2 separate regions of the Homo sapiens genome follow, and region 2 is linked to region 1. Evidence: chromatin loops called from intact Hi-C (ENCODE). Cell type or tissue: psoas muscle. All regions are shown on one strand. Each heading gives the region's core, and the rest is flanking DNA. Links, peaks and the distances in the headings are about the cores only. Region 1 holds the start of RFC4 (replication factor C subunit 4). Region 2 overlaps TRA2B (transformer 2 beta homolog).

What was found. Hi-C counts contacts between places; a loop is a spot of excess contacts. Peaks named below come from ENCODE experiments on the same cell type or tissue, not always from the same donor. Only the 100,000 strongest peaks of a DNase experiment are listed, where the experiment ranks them.
Region 2: a loop joins it to region 1, with 4 times the contacts of the local background. A loop is called at or near these places in 3 of 110 quality-filtered maps.

Annotation. Positions count from the first base shown.
Region 1 is chr3:186,803,956-186,808,347 of GRCh38, reverse strand. It overlaps RFC4 (replication factor C subunit 4), which reads left to right and starts at 1,866. Exons shown (of 11, transcript NM_002916.5): 1 at 1,866-2,058; 2 at 3,624-3,765. The coding sequence starts at 3,635. RefSeq lists enhancers at 1,087-1,698, 1,699-2,310. In psoas muscle, for the core only: no CTCF peak of the experiment used is centred there; a DNase peak (open chromatin) is centred at 1,827; H3K4me3 peaks cover 2,096 bases; H3K27ac peaks cover 1,483 bases.
Region 2 is chr3:185,922,735-185,927,126 of GRCh38, reverse strand. It overlaps TRA2B (transformer 2 beta homolog), which reads left to right. Exons shown (of 9, transcript NM_004593.3): 2 at 393-526; 3 at 1,501-1,663; 4 at 3,143-3,331. Among named protein-coding and RNA genes, the nearest start is that of TRA2B, 13 kb to the left of the region's middle. In psoas muscle, for the core only: no CTCF peak of the experiment used is centred there; no DNase peak of the experiment used is centred there; H3K4me3 peaks cover 1,234 bases; H3K27ac peaks cover 1,275 bases.

The DNA.
Region 1 (4,392 bases), core at 114-4,113:
CCAAGTGAGGTTACAGCAGTAAGACAGCTGTCAATGAGGGAGTGAACCCTCACCAGCCACTGAATCTTATGGTGCCTTGATCTTGGACTTCCCAGCCACTAAAACTGTGAGAAATAAATTTATGATGTTTATAAGCCACCCAATCTATGGCTTATAAACATAGCAGCCAAAATGGACAAAGACCACTTATCCATCAGCTTGTCTGTTTTTTTGTTTGTTTGTTTTTGAGACGGAGTCTCGCTCTGTCACCAGGCTGGAATGCAATGGCGTGATCTCAGCTCACTGCAACCTCCACCTACCGTGTTCAAGCGATTCTCCTGCCTCAGCCTCCCAAGTAGGTGGGATTACAGGCACCTGCCATCATACCTGGCTAATTTTTGTATTTTTGTAGAGATGGAGTTTAACCATGTTGGCCAGGCTGGTCTTGAACTCCCGACCTCAGGTGATCCGCCCACCTCGGCCTCCCAAAGTGCTGTGATTACAGGCATGAGCCACCGTGCCCAGCCCAACTTGTCTGTTAAATGAGATCATAACATCCCCCTCTCTGTGGTTGTGCTGTTCCTTCAGGTAGCAAATGGATACCATCTATTTTCATAGATCTTGTTTTATCAACTGTATTGTGGTATAATTTACATACAATAAAATATACAAGCATTAAGTATACAGTTTGATAAGTTATGGTAATGTAAACCGGTGACCAGATAGATAACCTGTGTGTTTTTTATACTGTCCAGAGATTGTATCAGACTCTGTGGAAATTACAAAGTAGCATAAAGCATCCTTACTTTGGTTAAACCCTTGATTGGGTTAGGCCTGGGATGTAAGTTCTCACAGCCCCCTACTTCCTCTGCATAACCACACATCACATTGTCTGTCACTCTCCTAGTCTGTAAAGCTACTTGAGGGCATCTCGAGCGTTTTCCCTGCTGTATCTGCAGGCATCTAACACAGTGCGTGGACATTCTGTAAGCATTTGTTGCAAGATAAATGAAAAAAACGTACAAAGTTAACAATGGATATCATGCTGAGTTTGTGCCAAACAAAACAGTCATTTGAAGAAGACCCGGAACAACCTTATGGGTTAGTAATTAGTAAAGACCAGTAGAGAAGGTGGCCTTTGAGAAGGGTCAGGTTTCAATAGGATTAAGGAGCATTTCAGAGCTAAACCAAGTACTTGGAAGAGATAAAAGCAGTGGGCTCAGGCACCAGCCTAGCCCACTGTGCATGAAGCTTGGTGGGGCTAAACATGATTATCAGTCCTTTAACTTTTATTGAACGCCTTCACTTCCAGATTTCTAAGTGGGGCTCAGGAATTATAATAGATGTCCACAGCTGCATGGTCTTCTCTCTCCACAACACGCAGACACTATTAGAAGTAAAAGCCACGTGTCCTCAAGAGGGCAAGGCAAAGCATCTTCAGATGTCTCTGCCCTTAAAGCACACGCGTTCTGCTCTGCGACGAAGCAGGACAAGGAGGACAGGGACCTGCACCTCCGGAGGCCCGCACCTACGAAGATAGCGGGCTCGGGACCTTCGGTGGACCGGCAGGGTTCCAGAGGCCCGCGCGCCGCCGCCCCGCCCTCATTGCTGAGCCTGCCAGGTAAGCAGCCCCAGCGCCGTGCCCGCGCGACCTCTACTCCTTCCGGGAGGGTCGCGCTCACGTCTGAAGTGGGAGCAATGCACCGGGACAGGGACACCTCCTAGGCCATGCCTGTTCCAGTCCAGTTCTGCCTGAAAGTCCGGCTGGCTCATCACCTGCCTAAATAAAACCGTATACGGGCAAACTCCCTCCGCAAGCAGCGCGCCCCAGCACCGGAAGTGACGCGTTACGTGCCCGCGTATTCCTACCGGCGTATTCCCGCCCTGCTTTTCGCCCGCCGTTCCGTGGCGGGAACTGAGGCGACTGTGGGGACATCAGTGATCGTAAGTCTCCTGGGCCCGTTATTCTCAGATTAGGTGACGGAGCTAAGACTTCGAGACCATCTCGTCCTTTTTGTATCGCGGAAACCTGAGGAACGAGCCGGCGGCGGTGACCTGCACGAGAAGCCAGGCTAACTGGTAACCTGCTGGAGGAACTGCAAGCCCGCTTCGCCTTCCCCACTCCTGCCCTTGATGCCCCTTGTGAGGTCTTCCACCTCCTTCGGGGCCCCAGCCTAGTGGCCCTTTCATGCCCTGGCCGCGCCCTTTGGTGAAATGGTGGTTCCGGACAGCATCTTGCAGGCCCCGGCTTTGGGCTGTATTAATGTTTAACAGCCCGAGGCAGGGATGGACTAATCCAGTAACGTTATAAAAACCTTGGCTGCTAACAGATATTAAAAATTTATTTTATTGAGCATATCCCCATATGCCAAGCAAGGAACTATGTATTTGCATACATTCTTTTATTTAACTCAGTTGTCCTGTGGAATAGGCCTTAGCTCCTTTAACAGAAAAGGAAACCGGGTATCATAGATGGTAATTCATTCACCAAATATTACGGAGCATCTACCATGTACCAGGCACTGTTCTAGGCACCAGGGCATGTAGCAGTGAAAAAAATAGAATTAACCGGGGACTTTTCAGGCGAGCTAATGATGCTTTTTATCCCTGAAAACAGCCTGGAAGAATGTTTACCTGCATGTTAGAAATAGTTACCTTCTGGGTGGGATTTTGTATTACTTTTTTAAATCTCTCATGCTTTTATGCATTGTTTTGATTTCTTCAAGTGAGTGTGTTATGAGAAAAACAGCTGTTTCTATTTTAACAACAGAGTCCCCCACCTTCCCTTCCCCACAGAAAGTCTCTGAAGGTAGGTAAGCATTGACTCTGCCATGAAAATAGGTCCCTGGCCAGGCGAGATGGCTCACACCTGTAATCCCAGCACTTTGGGAGGCCGGGGCAGGAGGATTACTTGAGCCCAGGAGTTCCAGACCAGCCTAGGCAACATGGTGAAACCCTGTCTCTACCAAAAATTTAAAAAATTAGCCGGGGGTGGTGGCACGCACCTGTAGTCCTAGCTACTGGGGAGGCTGAAGTGGGAAGATGACAGGAGCCTGGGATGTCAAGGCTGCAGTGAACCATGATTCCGCCACTGCACTCCATCCTAGGCAAAAGAGTGAGACCCTGTCTCAAAAACAACAACAACAAAAAAAGGTCTTTGAGTTCTGACCCAAGGAAAGGAGTGAAGGTTCTCATTTGTGGTGCAAGCAGAGCACCTTTAATTGCCGAAGAGTCCATTTCAGGGTCTGAGCTAGAGCTAGGCCCATGACTGTGAAAGAAACCATGGAGGCCCATGTGGTTTGGTCATTAGCAACATCATATTTATCAATGCATTTGGAACTCATTAAACATTTTTGTGACATATGATCTTTGTTCTATAACTCCTGCACTAGAAATAGATTCTAAGTTCGTTAGGGACTTTGACCACTTTTCTGTTCTTGTAGCCCTCAGTACAGTGCATTCAGAGTGTCCTAGGTCATGGGGTGATGTCCTTTATTATGTAACATCTTTGCACAAGGCTAAGTTTATTTTCGGGCTGTACTTTCTCATAATGGTTCCCCACCACCACCCCCGCTTTCCTATGGTGCTGATTCGCAATAAAAGTTTCAATAAAAGCTTTTTTTTTCTGTCTTGCACCTGACCAGGGTGAAGTACCATGCAAGCATTTCTTAAAGGTACATCCATCAGTACTAAACCCCCGCTGACCAAGGATCGAGGAGTAGCTGCCAGTGCGGGAAGTAGCGGAGAGAACAAGAAAGCCAAACCCGTTCCCTGGGTGGAAAAATAGTAAGAACACTTGTGTCTTTGTTAAAATAATTCATAAATTATCTCTCTAACCAGTACTGATCACTTTTTTTTTTTTTTAACTTATGGAGGAATGCTTTGTTCTGTTTAGAAGTTGTCTTTGAAAAAAAATCACCCACTTATATAAGTCATAGAACCCTGGAACTAAAGTTACCTGAGAATAATCTAGTTTAACTCCCTTATTTTGTAGATAAACTGAGATCTCTACAAGCAGAGGCTTCCATTTTAGGGGCTGGGATACAGAAGTGAAGAAAACAAAAGTTTCTGTAAACTGGCTATAAATACTAGGTCAGGAGTTCTACTTAAATCCAAATATGTAATCTGTTCCTCCTTCTTCTCATTACAATAGGTGGAAAGTATTATTATTATTATTACTATTTTTGAGACGGAGTCTCACTCTGTTGCCCAGGCTGGCGTGCAGTGGCATGGTCTCGACTCACTGCAACCTCCACCTCCTGGGTTCAGGTGATTATCCTGCCTCAGCCTCCCAAATAGTAGGGATTACAGGTGCCCACCACCACACCTGGCTAATTTTTTGTATTTTTAGTAGAGACGGGGTTTCACCATGTTGGTCAGGTCGATCGCAAACTCCTGACCTCAAGTGATCCA
Region 2 (4,392 bases), core at 300-4,299, 880 kb after region 1:
TTGATTGCAACTTGATTGAAATAGGTATAAAGTATAGGTGTCATAGTTAATAAGGTTCCGCCTCACCCTAGTCTTTATGGAGTAACATTCTGAAACACAGTCCTTGGACAGTTCCCTTAACTGCTTGACTTTGGCACCCCTTTCTGAAGGAAGTGGGGTCAAATAACTCTTATCCCTGCTCCAAAAAGGTGGAAGAAAGGACAAGTTAATTGACTTATGTCATTTGGAGCAATGAAACTATTAACACCAGGTATATTCAGTTCCTGCCCTTACCTATATTTTCTTATCTTGGAAGGGGATTGCTGTCCCTCACCATTTATCTCACAGCAGCTTATTTGTTTTTAAAGTTGCCCAGAAAGTGTGCAAATTAAACTTTTAACATCTACGTGTAGGAATCCCGTTCTGCTTCCAGAAGTGGAAGTGCTCACGGATCGGGGAAATCTGCAAGGCATACCCCTGCAAGGTCTCGCTCCAAGGAAGATTCCAGGCGTTCCAGATCAAAGTCCAGGTCCCGATCTGAATCTAGGTAAGAAAGACTGTCTTGAGATTTCCTCGTTACTCTTAGCTCTGAAATTGGTGCGTGTTTTGTAAACCAGGAAGGTAGAGAGGGTTAGATTATTTGTTGGCCTATTAAATATTGGTACTAGAAGTGAACTTAAGTTCTGGGAGGCAAGACTAAAAGCGGTTAAGAGCCTGGGCTTTTGGAGTCAGGGTTTTCTATTTTTGCTGGTTTGGGCAGATTAACCTTTCAGCTTTAGCTTCTTTATAAAAGGCAAATTAGTAATACAGTACCAGTTCTTCAGGGTTGTTGTGAGGATTTACTAAATGTAAGTAAACTGCTTACTAGTATGGCAAATATACTGCAGAACATTGGCTTTCAGTAATTAGAATTCTTGATAAATAAGTATATATATGGTGCGCTTTTTTTTTTTTAATGTTGGTCAAAAGTAGGCTATATATACATCCTGGTTTGCCTGGGGCGATACCATTTATGCCTGTGGTCAGGCATAATTAACAGCACCCCTTTTCTTAAATGTGTGTCCTCGTTTCGATGACAATTTAGAGTCACTCTAGTTAGTCAAGAGCCACTCAATTTTTTGTTTTTTTAACTGCTGGGGAATACTCCTTGTGATTTTGTTACTGTATTAAATTAATGGTGGGCATAATGGGAGACAGAAAAGTAGAGAATGGTCTTCTGAGGGGGAAAGATGGGCACAAGCCAAGCTAGTAAAATGCTGCGTGCCTTGATTTGTAAAAGATAAGTAATATGTCTTTAATTGGAAGAAATACTGGAGGAGAGCTTGTGGTTTTTAGAACGCTTCCTAGCAAAGTTGAAATGACTAAATAATTAGAGAAGAAAAGTATTGATCCTACTAAATTGGTAACCATGTTAGCATATTCCTGGATTGTTCCCTCTTTTGGAGTTTAACTTTAGAACAGAGTAATAAAGAAGACAATATTTGTTTTCAGTCATAACCTTAGGAGGTCTTTGTCTTGCAGGTCTAGATCCAGAAGAAGCTCCCGAAGGCATTATACCCGGTCACGGTCTCGCTCCCGCTCCCATAGACGATCACGTAGCAGGTCTTACAGTCGAGATTATCGTAGACGGCACAGCCACAGCCATTCTCCCATGTCTACTCGCAGGCGTCATGTTGGGAATCGGGTAAGATGAAAAACTGGTTTTGAAGCAGTCAACTGCCTAAATTTACTTTTTCTTAAAGTTAGAGCTGATTTTGACAATAGAGCTTTAGCAGTTGGTGCGTGAGTGAAATCTTCAGAGGCTTTTTTAGTGTTTTGAGAGAGTCTTTTAAGTTAATCTTCCATGACGGGGTCTGCATTTGGGCTGCCTGTCAATTAAGCATAATACTGACACAATGGTGTAACTCCTTAGCCCATCAAAAAAAAAAACTTCCGACTGCATTACTATACTGTAGTATAGTATTAGTACATTAGTTCAAAATATAGTTCTATGCTAACATTAACTCTTTCCAGGCTGCATAAACCTAGTTAGATGCTCTCCTGACTTTCCCATTTAATTTGAAGCTAATTTCTTTTGGGTGTTGTTAAGGCATTTTTTACATTTCATGAAAGGCTTCAAATGAGATGATATTTATTGTGATTTCACTGTATAATCCAAGTGGTTTAGGAGGAGGGTGCAGGGGGGGACTTAATGTTTTTAGAGTAGAGTAGAATTTTTCCCTAGTAAATTGTTAGTTTATGAAATAAATGGAATCTTTAGGTAAATTCATCACAGCATCTGGAATGTTAGCAACATATGGCTCACTCTTTATTCTTTCCTCTTGTCATCTTTTTTTGAGACAGGGCCTCACTCTGTCGCCCAGTCTGGAGTGCAGTGGTGCAATCTCAGCTTACTGCAGCTTCTACCTTGCAGGCTTAAGCGATCCGCCCACCTCAGCCTCCTGAGTAGCTAGGACTAGAGGCATGCCACCACACCCAGTAATTTGTTATATTTTTGTAGAGACATGGGGTCTCACTGTGTTGCCCAGGCTAGTCTCAAAACTCCTGAGCTTCAAGCAGTCCACCAGCCTTGGCCTCCCAGAGTGTTTGGATTACAAGCATGAGCCACTGCGCCTGGCCAACTCTTGTTTCTTACGATTGCAAGCTGTTTATGACCTGTAAAATGGTTTGGTACGCATCCCCTCAGGCTTCGTTTATGTACTTACTTGTGTATTGTGTTTCTGAAAAAATCGAACCATACATGCTCATCTTTTTGGCAATTCAGAGCATTCTATTGAATGGAAGGTGTGTCAACATTACAATTTTTTCTAGCTGATAGACACAGTGTGGTTCCAGTTATCCTTGTATGTCATGTTATGAATATGTGAATTTTTCTTAGAATAAATTCATAGAAGGAAAGATGCCAAGTTGCTTTTCGCCAGCACGAGTGCTTGTTTACCTACTTAATTCTAAGGTTGAAATTTTTTCTTTTGCATTCTTTCCTACCCATTCCCAAAAATACTTGTAGTACTTGCTGTAATTTTGTAATTTCTAAGCAGTGTTTGGTCTAATCATTATGTACTTTTCTTGTTAGTGACATTTTGGCTAGTATACAGCTCCCTTTTTAAACAACTTTGATTTTATGACAACTTTTCCAAAGTTTAAAACTTTTTTTTTTCCCTAGGCAAATCCTGATCCTAACTGTTGTCTTGGAGTATTTGGGCTGAGCTTGTACACCACAGAAAGAGATCTAAGAGAAGTGTTCTCTAAATATGGTCCCATTGCCGATGTGTCTATTGTATATGACCAGCAGTCTAGGCGTTCAAGAGGATTTGCCTTTGTATATTTTGAAAATGTAGATGATGCCAAGGAAGTAAGTAAAAGCCCGTTCCTTTGTAAACCATCAGTTCTATTGTTAACGCCAAGTTATCAGTGACCAATTGCTAGGATAAGGACAAGGACAAGTCAGTAATACTTCGAACTTTTTCTCCAACCTCTTGTGGAGACTCAAGATACATGCAGAATAACAAAATTTTGTATAACTTGGGGAAGTTGGTCCTACCACCTGCTTTATTAGTTGCCACCTATTGGGGTCAACTATACCCCAATTCCGCCAGGATATGTAGTCAGTGTTTACACTGGGTTCACATTCTAGAGTCAAAAATAACCAAAAGCAAAGTTATGATGCAGAAGGAAAACATTGTTCCTTTTTTGGCTAGTGAATGATGTCATATTTGGATTTTGATTTGTTTTGAGGCAGAATATAGAGTCAAGATTTGAAATGTGGGGCTAGACCCCATTTAAGAAATTCAGATTTTAGGTACATTAAGGATGGTAGCTAAAGTCATCTCCAAGTATAGAGAAGAGGAAGAACTGAGAAACACTTAATGACAAACGGAGTTTCACTCTTCTTGCCTGGGCTGGAGTGCAATGGCGCGATCTCCGGCTCACCGCAACCTCCGCCTCCTGGGTTCAAGCAATTCTCCTGCCTCAGCCTCCTGAGCAGGTGGGATTACAGGCTACCACACCCAGCTAATTTTGTATTTTTAGTAGAGACGGGGTTTCTCCATGTTGGGTCAGGGTGGTCTCGAACTCCCAACCTCAGGTGATCTGCCCCCCTCGGCCTCCCAAAGTGCTGGGGGATTACAGGTGTGAGCCACCATGCGCGGCCGCCCATTTCCTAATTAAATTTTTGCAGTAGGATCATAGCTCTCGGAAAATAGCATAAATTTTATCTTAATCTCTAGTGCCAGAAACTGCCTGGGCGTAAACACTAGCTTGAACATCTGAACTAGAAGATAGCATAGTATTGGAATTAGAAACTTAAATTCTATTTAGGTGAAAGGATGTTTCCTCAAATTATGAACAAACTTTAATGTGTTTGAAACGGGGTATTTTTATTTTTTAAATGTATGCTGTTAATACATACTTTGG